Linked DNA regions of Homo sapiens: region 2 is linked to region 1. A link is a contact called in ENCODE Hi-C or POLR2A ChIA-PET data. All regions are on one chromosome and are shown on one strand. The core of a region is the stretch at or near the end of the contact, and the rest is flanking DNA. Distances in the headings are between cores, read along the strand shown. Region 1 holds the start of NHLRC2 (NHL repeat containing 2). Region 2 overlaps ABLIM1 (actin binding LIM protein 1).

What was found. Hi-C counts contacts between places; a loop is a spot of excess contacts on that map. ChIA-PET counts read pairs that join two places held with the same protein, here RNA polymerase II (POLR2A). Pooled maps may share reads with other maps.
Region 2: a loop to region 1 is called in a map with no recorded cell type, with 6 times the contacts of the local background. The contact joins the enhancer-like site here to the promoter of NHLRC2 in region 1. A Hi-C loop is called at or near these places in 1 of 168 maps with a recorded cell type or tissue (OCI-LY7), 11 of 37 single-sample maps with no recorded cell type and 12 of 50 pooled maps. POLR2A ChIA-PET finds 5 or more read pairs at or near these places in 1 of 52 experiments (Panc1).

The regions. Positions count from the first base shown.
Region 1 is chr10:113,851,532-113,857,585 of GRCh38, forward strand. It overlaps NHLRC2 (NHL repeat containing 2), which reads left to right and starts at 3,130. Exons shown (of 11, transcript NM_198514.4): 1 at 3,130-3,519. The coding sequence starts at 3,342. It overlaps DCLRE1A (DNA cross-link repair 1A), which reads right to left and starts at 2,551. Exons shown (of 9, transcript NM_014881.5): 1 at 1,192-2,551. The coding sequence starts at 1,651. RefSeq lists enhancers at 104-323, 3,610-4,314 and a silencer at 3,240-3,599.
Region 2 is chr10:114,497,571-114,503,624 of GRCh38, forward strand. The region is part of intron 6 of ABLIM1 (actin binding LIM protein 1); the gene reads right to left. Among named protein-coding and RNA genes, the nearest start is that of AFAP1L2, 96 kb to the left of the region's middle. RefSeq lists an enhancer at 1,672-2,871. Within about 2 kb of position 2,186, at least 12 of the 41 ENCODE cell types and tissues checked have a DNase peak (open chromatin) inside an H3K27ac peak, as active enhancers do; they include OCI-LY7, where a contact is called at or near this core.

The DNA.
Region 1 (6,054 bases), core at 1,880-4,379:
AGTAGGATTTTCTACATTAAATACTTATTACATATTTTAAAAGATAAAAAACATAGCATACTTTTATTATCATTTGACACGTTTTTTGTTAGAATCTTAATCACCTAGGACTCCTTCACAGTTCCTCTTCCTGTATACATAGCACGATGACTAAAACATAACCATATTTAGAAACCACATTATATCTATACTTTTTTTTTTTTTTTTCAGACAAGGTCTCCCTCTGTCGCCCCACCCAGGCTGGAGTGCCCTGGCATGATCACAGGGCCCTACAGCCTCGACCTCTTGGGCTCAGGTGATCCTCCCACCTCAGCCTTCCAAGTAGCCCACCACACCTGGCTAATTTTTGGTAATTTTTTTTGTAAAGATGGGGTTTCACCATGTTGCACAGGCTGGTCTTGAATTCCTAGGCTCAAGTGATCCGCCTGCCTCCACCTCCCAAAGTACTGGGATTACTGGCATGAGCCACTGTGCCCAGCCTATTTATAATTTTCTATGGAGTTCCATAATAACCACCAACTGGGGCCGGGCGCGGTGGTTCATGCCTGTAATACCAGCACTTTGGGAGGCCGAGGCGGGCAGATCACGAGGTCAGGAGATCGAGACCATCCTGGCTAACACGGCGAAACCCCGTCTCTACTAAAAATACAAAAAATTAGCCGGGTGCGGTGGCGGGCGCCTGTAGTCCCGGCTACTCGGGAAGCTGAGGCAGGAGAATGGCATGAACCTAGGAAGCGGAGCTTGCAGTGAGCCAAGATAGCGCCACTGCACTCCAATCTGGGCAACAGAGAGAGACTCCGTCTCAAAAAAATAAATAACCAATTGGACAAGTTATCTGACTTTTAAGAACTTTCATCTATAAAATGTCAATACTAGCTACCTTATATGGTGATTGTGAAAGTTGGGTAAGTAGACAGTGTGAAAGTACCCAGCATAGTAAGGATTCAGTTAACATTTATGGAAAATAATCCAGATACTTAGGAACTTTTATGAAATAACACAATGTATTTAAACTGTTTTCTAGTCTGCCATTTGCTTTACAATTATACCGTTGACTGGTATGGTGTTTCCCAGTGTCTCATCTCTCTTTTAGGTTACTGCTTGCCTTCCTTGTTTCACTGAATTGGTATGTCTGACCTAATGAAGACTTTTTAGATTATTTAGAAACTACTACGTTTTCTGCAGTCTTACCTGTTTCAGAGCGTGGTGGAGAATCCAAACATTCAAAAACATGCCATCGAGGTGTCTGCCCTATCAATGAGGAAAAAGGCATCTGGCAATTTGGACAGTATCCATCATAAACTGGACGTATCTTTGGGGACACGTGTTGGCTTTTTTGAGTTCTACAGAGTTTTCCTGGAGTAGTTTCCTTGTCTTGGGTCTGCTGAATACCATCTCCACAACTTGAATTCTGACTAGAAGCAACAGAAGTCTGACAACCTGCATTTCCAAGGGGCACTTCATGGTCCTTCACCTCTTTAGCTTCTGCGGCTCTTTTTCTGTTTCTACTCCGTTTTGACTGGTATTTTCCATCTGTTGCTTTTTCAACAGATTTTAGAATATTTTTAGAGCCATTATTTGGATCAACTCGTTTTGGTTTTCTTTTAGATTTGTATTCCCAAATGTCTTCTTCGGAAATGTCTTCTAACATGGCAAAATGATTTTATCATTCAAGAAGTATTAATCTTAAGTAAACTGAAAGTCCATTTCTTGTCACAAACAAAAAGTTATAGAATTATTTTGCTGAGAAAAAAAACAAAGGTAACAAAACCCCCACCAACTCAATGGGAATCTGCAGTGTTGGTAATGAACATATTGGCAAGCTACAAACCTTGTACCTGACAACACCTGCTATTCCATTTATACCACAATGAAACTAAGATAAACCTATCACAGGAGTAGCAACTGTGAAGTTCTCCATTATGGGTGCTATTTCATTCAAATATCTTGTCCTTTTCCAGGGCTTGATTCATAAAAATAATACTTCAAAAATTAAGCGCTAATGGCAAATATAGGTTCAACAGCTTAATCTTAGAACGAGATTTGTAACATTGTTATGAAGCTACTGTCAGTTCTTTCAAGTGGACAACCGTCCAAATAATTCATAAATCCAACCACAGTCCCTGGACAAAGGGCTTAACAGGTATCCCAAACACTAAATGACTATCTAACAAAACTAGTCACAACATAATCAAAGAGATGTGTAATTCGCAAAAAACTGCGAAGTCACTGCCCTCATCCACGACTAGTGGATACTCAACCACTTCAGTTTCCCGCGACAGTCCATGATCTTCCTCCAGCAGCAATGAACAATCCCTGCACAGTGAACAAAAAAAGTTGATATGTGAAAAAAGTTCAAATATGTGAAAGAGTGGGCTTGTATTGAGGTCTGACTCCGTATTGCACCCATGGTTCCGAAGGTGGCCAGCCCTCTGTCCACCTGACTCAAAACGGGGTCACACGCCAGCCTCTCCCTTATCTTTTGGCATTAGAGGCTGGGAGGCCAGGAAGCGGGGCCTTAATCATCTCCAGGTTAAGCATAGCGAGCTCCAAAAAGCCCTCAGAGTCCTGCCCTTCTGAAGACTCTAAGGCCCGCCCTCAAGGACCCTCACCGCCCCCCACCTGCCACTCGGCACCCCAAGGGAGCCGCTCCAGCTGCATCCGCTCCTCCCGGCACCCCCATCTAAAAATGTGTTCGCGCCCGCACTTTCAGCACTCCCAGATGACAAAACGCTGTGTTTGTGTATAAGTGAAAGCCACTCGCGCCAGTCACTTCCAGTTTACAAAGCCTTCTCTCTGGAGGTTATCCCTACCCGCTTTACCTTTAGGGTCTTGGCGGGAACAAGTTCCCGCTGCCAGTGCCGTGTCGAATCGGCGGATGCTGTTCAAAGAGAGAGACTTTAAAAATAATTTTTAAAAATACATTGCCCTTTTAAGTCCTACGGATTTATTGTATTTTATTTGTGTTCGAAAGTCCGCTAATTCCCAATGTGGAGGGTTGGGGATGTTTCCCTTAGCGCCTCTGGGACGCTGTCCCTAAGGCCTTATTCCATGTTGAATCTGACGCTCTCAATGTCCAGGCTCGGCTGCGGCGTGGGGACCGAAAAGGGGCGGGGTGGGTCGGACGGCAGTTTAATTACGTCCCCGGGAACTGCGCCGATTTGGACTTTTGGCACTTGGACCTATGCTTTAAAAAGAAAAAAGTGTCATTGGCGTGGAGTGGGGCTAGTGGAGGGTGAGGTGAATGCGCCGTTTGGAAACCACAGGACAGTGAACGTTTCGTCTCTCCCAGCGAGACTCTCCCGCGGGCCCGGCGGCCGCATCGGGAGCCCGGCGGAAACATGGCGGCGCCCGGAGGCCGGGGCCGCAGCCTCTCCGGCCTGCTCCCCGCGCAGACCTCGCTAGAGTACGCCCTGCTCGACGCCGTTACCCAGCAGGAGAAGGACAGCCTGGTCTACCAGTATCTGCAGAAGGTGGACGGCTGGGAGCAGGACTTGTCAGTACCCGAGTTTCCGGAAGGTGAGGGGCTGGCGTCGGGGTGGGGGCCCCTCCCGGCACCTCCCCTTCCTCGGGGACGGCGCCCTCCCGCGAAGCGGTGGGCTAGGCGGGTTTGTGCCGCTGGCGCCCCGGGGAGTGGCCCTTCGCCTAACTTGGGCCGCTGTTCGCGTGTTCTGCAATTCCCAGGGGTCCCCAAGCGGCCACCGACGGGGGTTTCCCTGGCACGGGGATCCACATACTCGTCTGTGTATCCTGAGTTCCGCCCGCGCCTGATATTAGCCAAGTGGACACTCCGTGAATATTTAGTGTCCCCGGTGGCAATGATTGCAACGTCCACACCATTCTGTCCATTCAATCTGGTTCCCCAGTGTCTTCTGGTCATCTTTCTGCATCATCTTGACATTTATTGATCACTTTTTCATGTATCACACACAGGGTTTTTTTTTGTTTTTTTTTGATACGGAGTCTCGCTCTGTCTCCCAGGCTGGAGTACAGTGGCGTGATCTTGGCTCACTGCAACCTCCGCCTCCCAGGTTCAGGCGATTCACCTGCCTCAGCCTCCGGAGTAGCTGGGACTACAGGCCCGCGCCACCACGCCTGGCTAGTTGTTTTGTTTTGTTTTGTTTTGTTTTGTTTTGTTTGTATTTTTAGTAGAGACGGCGTTTCACTATGTTGGCCAGGCTGGTCTCGACCTCCTGATTTCAAGTGATCCTCCCGCCTCCGTTTCCCAAAGTGCTGGGATTACAGGCGTGAGCCACCGCGCCCGGCCTGCCACACACAGTCCTAAACACTTGAGGGGATACCTAAACACTTGAGGAGATATTACCTTATTCAATTACCTCTATATCCCAGTGAGGTGCTCCTATCATTCCCCTTTCACAGTTGAGGAAATGGAAGCACAGAGAGGTTAAGTCACATGCCCAGGGCCTCACAGCTGATAACTGCCCCAGTTGGATTATACAGGCCCTGGATTTGCTGGTTTCTTAGCTGTACTGTGCTTCTCCGTTCAAAGTCGTGAAACTAATACTTTTAAAAATCGGAATCAATTATAGCCTATTTCCAGGGTTTAAATCCTGGCCATGTGAGCTTTTGGAGCATGAAGGAACAGATATTCCCGGCAGGGATGTTTGTGAAGCATATCTTGCCATGATAAATGAAAACGTATTTTACCTTCTTTGGATGGGAGTAGCATTGCTTTGCCTGATGGTGCTGGCATGTGTCCTGGCGTGACACTGAAACCACATGTATAGTTAATTGGTTGGATGTGGCAGAATTCAGTTATCTCATGGGAGGTATATCGGAACCTGCCTCCGACAACAGAGTATTGGTGTCTTTCCAAGTCTTTTGCACTACTCACCTTGAGAAGTGCTTATTTTTCCTGCTATTAATCTTATACTGGATTTGAAATATTGTGGAATTCTTACAAAAGAATTGGGTACATGAATGCTTATCCCATCAAACTTTAAAAGATTGTTTACATCTATACAAATATATGATTTTAAAAAGTTTTGGTGCAGAAGGTAGTTATATAGTAAGTACACTGTTATAAACAAGCAGGCCATCAACTGGGATTTGGGGAATGTTTTTTATTTTCTAGTCTTGTTTGTATTTACAGGGAGTGTATTTTATTCCCATGAGATTTGACCTCTGTGACTCATAACTAAAAAAACATATAATAAAATATTCAGGCTTTGTGTTTAACACAGTATGATTTTCTCCTGGACCCGATTATTGAGGACAGAATGCTAGAAATGACTGTTTTCTTGGTTTCTTTAGCAGTAAACTATAATCAGGAAGTCATAAACATAACTTTATTTGAAAAACTGTATGCTTTGTTCATTTCTTAGAAGACTTACATGTTTATAGGAGACAGTGCAGTGTAATGGATAGATTCACAGAGACCTGGAATTAGATCCTTGTTATTTCCATTTTGTTGGTTGTGTGATTTTGAGCAAGTTACTTGACCTCAAAGCCTTATATTTCTCACTTGCAAAACTGAACTATTATTTACCTTTCAGGATTATTATTTGTATTGAAAGTAATATATGTAAAATTCTTAATTCACAGAAAAGCTTACTAAATGTTAGCAGCTTTTTATTGTATTCATTGTAATTATTGTTATTGTAAAATAAATTTTATTAAGCCTGGTAAGTATCTAGCACGGTGACTAAGATGTAGTCATTCTTTCTATACCCCCTGATCTAAGCCACTCTTGACTATTTACAGAAAAGTCACAGAAGACAGATTAATAAATATTTTGCAAGTAGGATATGAAATATACATTAATTAGTCTGAAGTTTTGTATGATCACTTGATCTGGTATATAATTAATATTTTAACAAAATGGATAATTAAGAGGTCACTGTACCCTGAAACCTCATTAGTTTGGACTAATTGGCCCAAATACTAGTTTGATCTGCAGATTTTTTTTTCTAGAATTTTGTTATGATTGAGTAACAACAGTTATTGTTGTTAATCATTAGCTGTTACTGTTTACTTCTTCCTCCCAAGTTTGGCTTTCAGTTGCTAAAAGCTATTCTAAATACCTGCTTCAAG
Region 2 (6,054 bases), core at 936-3,435, 650 kb after region 1:
ACTTGGGAGGCTGAGGCAGGAGAATGGCGCGAACCCGGGAGGCGGAGCTTGCAGTAAGCCGAGATCGCACCACTGCACTCCAGCCTGGGCAACAGAGCCGGATTCTGTCTCAAAAAAAAAAAAAAAAAAAAAAAAATCACGTCCCCATTTCTGCATTTTCACATATTCAAAATGCTTTTATAAAAAGACTACACTGTGGCTAGCATGAAACTCTATGAACAACTGACAATTTGCTTATTTAGGTGAGTTTTACAAAGTACCTGCCTACACATTTGAAGTGCAAAAAATTGTTTGCCTTTAATAGTGCTGGTTAAATCAGACATCTGTAGTTATTATTGCTATTTAGTTAATCTCTAAATTGAAGTATGAACTTTAGCATACAAACCAGGATTCTGGGGAAATAACATCTACTCTAATGCAAAATTTAGTGTAAGTCACAACATTTTTTATGAAACCCTTTGTCTGGAAGAGCAGAAAAGAGTTCCGAATTCTTTGTGGACATGAGGTACAGGGAAAGGGCTACAAGCTTTGGAATCAGGAAGTCTGAGAATCATACCTCAATTTACCATCCATAGGGCCTCAAATATGTCACTATTTAACATCTCCAAGCCTCAGGACACACATCTCAAAAATGCAAAGGGCCGGGCTAGACAATTTCAAGTCCTCTTCAGCTGTAAAATTCTATGTTTCGGTGTGAAATCCCATACCCTCTACAAGCTCACATAGTAGTGCTAACAGAAGAGCAATTTTGGTAGAGAAAGAACATTCTTGATGGCAGAAAAATGGAGTTTAACCAATGATTCCTCCGTGTCTGTTACCCAGGAGAAATTCTAATGCCCTAAGCCCTGAGCCCATGTAATATGCTCCTGGGAACAGAAAAAGAGAATTGTAATTCTAGAACCCATCCTTGGACAGAAAATCTGCTCATCTGATAACCTGCTTAGCTCCTGGACTGCTGACAGTCCCTTTTAGTTTCTTTCCTTTACCGCCTCCATTTCTCTAGGAGTGCTCTACTTGTGGCATGAGCCCAGGAGATGGGAAGATGGCCCTGAAGTTCAACCTTAATCCACTTATAACTTATGTTCTGCCTACTTTCAAAAAGGACTGGCTGATTCTTATCAGAGAAGGACATGATTTTAAAACAATTGATCAAGAACCTTAAAATTCAAAAGACCCAAGCTCAGGCAAACATGTTTGTTGTGATGTGAGCTTCTTAGCAGATGAGGGCAAAAGAGGAACTGATAGGCTGCCAAAGTCTCACTGTTTGAAAAAATGGCCACACACACTTGTCACTACAGAAGGTAGGTTTCCTGATTCTAAGTTAATAACAGTCATTGTGGGCTGAAGTTCTATAAGGTCTTGCTTTGTGTAAGGCTTTGTATCAAGACTTTAAATGATTCACAACAACCCTATGAGGTAGGTCGGTGCTATTTTCCAGTCTTGTTCTACAAGCAAGGAAACTAAATTGTTTTACCCAAACCCACCAGTGCTTCCAGAAGACAGAGCTAGGGGTAGAACCCAGGTAGCTGACTCAAGGTCCACACGTTAACCCTGTTAAACTACCTCCTAAAAGCACCAAAGGAATTCTCATACAGGGACCCTCAGTTATGGGACAGAAAAACATCTTCCACAGGAATTTCACTGATGATAGGAAGTATTTAAGTAGTTGTTTCTCATATAGACCCTTGAGAAATACCAAAGACGTAGCACTGAAAGATCACTAAATGAAGTCACTTCCATAGAGGAAGTTAAACTATCGAGGACTATGTGTGTAGTTTTGTTTCTTGTTTTATCTTAAAAGATCTAACTTGATTCAGAGATGGTGCTTAGAATCCCCAAAGGAATAAGCAAATTGTTTTCCAGTCCCTAAGACTCTCCCAAACACAGCTCTGGTGGATGGTGATTTCAGACTAAGGATATACAAACACCTAGAGGCTGGTGGGTTGCTTTAGATCAGGAGTTTTCTAACATTATTGCGCATAAGCAACACCCAAGAAGCCTTTTAAAAATGGGTTCGATGGCCTTAAGGTGGGACCCAGATATGAGTGTCTTTATTTTATAAGCACTGAAATGAGTCTATGCAGATCACCATGAGATGGGAAAACACTGGTCTGGGTGGTACCAAAACCACAAACCTGAGGGTGGATGAAGAGATGAGGAAGCCAAAGGGAGTAACAGAGATGTGCTGCTTACGTGGCAGGTGCATGGGCGGAAGGGAGAGGCAGAATCACGCAAGTTCCCTGTTATGCTCCTGCAGAAAGGCAGTGCAGAGGCTGACTCAGCTTTTTTGCGTCTACTGGTTTTTTCACCCTCAACTGGGAGAGGCTTCCAATGCAACTGGACTGGCTTGATCTCTAAGCTAAACACTCACCTGTTCCAGGAGGCTTTTCTCCTGATGCAGCATCATGAACAGGCAGGATAATGAGGGCGTGCCTTGGCCGTAAATATGTATCCTGGGCAAAGGTGAATAAATCAGTCTGCCCAGGCAGCTTTCACAAAGCCTAGAGGGCTCTATACAAGTCTGTGCAAAGCCAATCTGCACAAATGAGAACATCCTGTAGCCCTACAGCCTTACTAACTGCGAGGCTTCTGAGCTCACAAACACTGCTTTAAACACGTGTGCTATGTCAGAGGAAGGGTCAGCAGCTTATCCTTCTGAGTAAGGGTGCATAAACTAGTTTAGGGAGAAATAAACCATTATACTCTAACTTTCATCATAGAGTAGAAAGACATGGGCTTTGGGAGCAAGAGAACCCAGGGCCTAAATTCTAGACTGAAAATTGGACTTTGGGCACTTTTCTGGACTCATTTCTTCACCTGTAAAAACTAGTATAAGAAAACCTACTATGGCCAAAGTGCGATGGTTTGTGCCTGTAACCCCAGCAGATCACTTGAGCCCAGGAGTTTGAGACCAGCCTGGGCAACATGGAGAAACCCCATCTCTACAAACAACACAAACATTAGCTGGGCATGGTGGTACTTGCCTATAGTCTCAGCAGCTGGGGAGGCTGCGGTGGGAGGATCACTTGAGCCCAGAGGTTGAGGCTGCAGTGAGACATGATTGCACCACTGCACTCCAGCCCAGGTGACAGAGGAAGACCTTGTGTCGAAAGAAAAAAAAAAAAAAAAAAGAAAGAGAAGGGAAGGGAAAGGAAGGGAAAGGAAGGGAAGGGAAGGGAAGGGAAGGGAAGGGAAGGGAAGGGAAGGGAAGGGAAGGGAAGGGAGCCTACTACGTAGGATTGTTATGAAAGTTAAATAAACAAAGGCAAGTTGGTAGCAAAGTAACTGGTGCCAATCAAAGCAGGTGAGCTTTCTTCCTCTCTTTCCCACTAGGTTATAAATTCCCTTAAAGAATTGGGCCACACCTGTATCTTCATAACTCTACACCTCCATGCTTCCCACAAGAAGGTGTTCTAGAAGTGTCCAGTGAATTAATATGCCAACAGAAACCTCTAAATAGATTTGCAACCATTCCCTATACAATTACTTTGGCCAAAAGATGAGTAAAAGATCAACTTCTTCTGTGCCTCAGCTATAGTTTCAGTATTTGCTTGTTTCCAGACACCATGATAGGCACCTCACAAACTTTACCCCACCTGACTCTCCCAGCCACAATGTGAGGTAGGTAATATGCCCATTTCACAGATGAGGAAATCAAAACTTAGAGAGATCAGGAAATCACCCAAGGCTACTCAGTTAGCAAGGGATGGAGCTATGATCTGAATCCAGGTCTGTCCAACTCTAGAGACTGTCCAACAGAGCCAATGTTGTTTTCCCAGGCCTCAGGAGCTCAGTTAATATTGGGAAGGCTCTAGTCAAGATCTGCACTGGCAAAGCAGATCTCCCATGACTTTATATATCCTCTTTCAACTTTTTTAAAGGATACAAATAAAAGTTTATTATATAAAATCGAGCCTTCATATTTCACAGTTTGGCAAGGCTAACGACTAGATCATGTTGTAAGTCCTTAACGAAAATTTTACCCTTCCCATTCCCAACTATTAAAATGGCCTAATCAAAAGTTACAAAAAACGAAGCAAAGTACCACTATAAACAACACCAAGTGCTTTAAAGACAACTATTCCAAATGTATTTTTTAAAATTTAGCAGACTTTGTTAGAGCAGTTTTAGGTTCACTGAAAAATTGGGTGGAACCTGCAGAGAGTTCTCATATATCCCTTCTCCCATACACACAGTCTCCCCCACTAAGAACGTCCCCCAACAGAGTGGTGCATTTGCCACAAATTATGAATCTACATTGATACATCATTATCATCCAAGTCCATAGTTGACACTGGTGTTCACTCTTGGTATTGCACATTCTATGGGTTTAGACAAATTTATAGTGACATGTATCCATCATTATAGTATCATATGGAATAGTTTCACTGCCCTAAAAATCCTCTGTGCTCCACCTATTCATCCCTCAGTATTATTTATTGACATAGGTGACCCCCATGGTATGGGATGCTGTGATCCTGAATTCTTGCAAAGCATCCCTGACAGCTTTGGCCTGTCCATCATTTTCAAATTCAACAACAGCAATGTCATGTCTCCCAGGTACCAAACATACTTTGTTGAAAGCGGGAACTGATATGATAGCATGAAACATCATCCTCTCATTAGTCTCTTCTGGTAAGTTATTCAGGAATACAACACAGTCTGGAGGGTAACCAGGGACCTGAGGATGTGGTGTTGAATTTCCTTGGGAGTTAGCTGAATCTGATGTTCCCTGACCAGGCATTTCCTTTGCACTTGCTACATCCTGTTCTATAGAGTTTTTTCTTTTCTTCACCAGCAAAAAAAAGCCATAAATTTTACATGTTATATCAACTCTCTCTTACAAGGTAGGTAGAAAGTCTGCAATACACCTCCCCCCACCTTCTTTGTAGGGGGAAAGAGGTATGCCTTTTTAATTATTTTATTTTATTTTATTTATTTTTTGAGACAGAGATTCACTCTGTTGCCCAGGTTGGAGTGCAGTGGTGCGATCTTGGCTCACTGCAACCTCCTCCTCCCAGGTTCAAGTGATTCTAGTGCCTCAGCCACCTGAGCAGCTGGGATTACAGGTATGCGCCACCATGCCTGTCTAATTTTTGTATTTTTAGTAGAGACGGGGCTTTGCCATGTAGGCCAGACTGGTCTCGAGCTCCTGGCCTCAAGTGATCCACCCACCTGGCCAAATTTTTAAGTAAAATTATTTATTGCAGTATAGCATTGAGAAAAATGCACAAATTCTAAGTGCACAGCTTCATAAGTTTTCATAAATGCAACATACTCTATAACCAGCACCCAAATTAAAAAAGAAAAGAACATTATCTGCACTAAGAAACCCCCTTGTGTCCTCTTCCAATGATGACTATGCCTTCCAATCACTATGTTGACTTCTAACCCCACATGCTAGCTTTGCCTGTTTTCAGTTTCCATCAATAGAAGCAAATATGTCTGACTTCTTTCACTCAACACTTTGTGAGAATTATCCATGTTAGTGTGTGTAGTCATACTTCACTAAATCTCAATTCCTTTGTGGAAATATACTAGATTTTATTTATCCATTCTACTATTGATGGGCATTTGGGTAACTTAAAAATTTTGGCTGCTTTTCTGGGCATGGTGCCTCATGCCTTGGCAGCAATTTGGGAGGCCGAGGCAGGTGGATCGCTTGAGCCCAGAAGTTCAAGACTGGCCTGGGTAACACGGTAAAACCCCATCTCTATAAAAAATACAAAAATTAGCCAGGCATAATGGTACATGCCTGTAGTCCCAGCTAATTGGTAGGCTGAAGTGAGAGGATTGCTTGAGCCTGGGAGGTCAAGGCTGCAGTGAGCCGTGATCATGCCACCGCCCTCCAGCCTGGAACAGAAAGAGATGTCTCCGAAAAAAAAGAAAAAAAATTGGTTTTGGCTGTACTGAATAGTGTTGCTATGAAAATTCCTGCCCATGTCTTTTGGTAAATTATATACATATTTCAGTTGTATATATATACATATATATGCATGGGAATAGAGAGTATGTGGCAAGGTCATAGGATATGTTTATGTTTCGCTTCAGTAG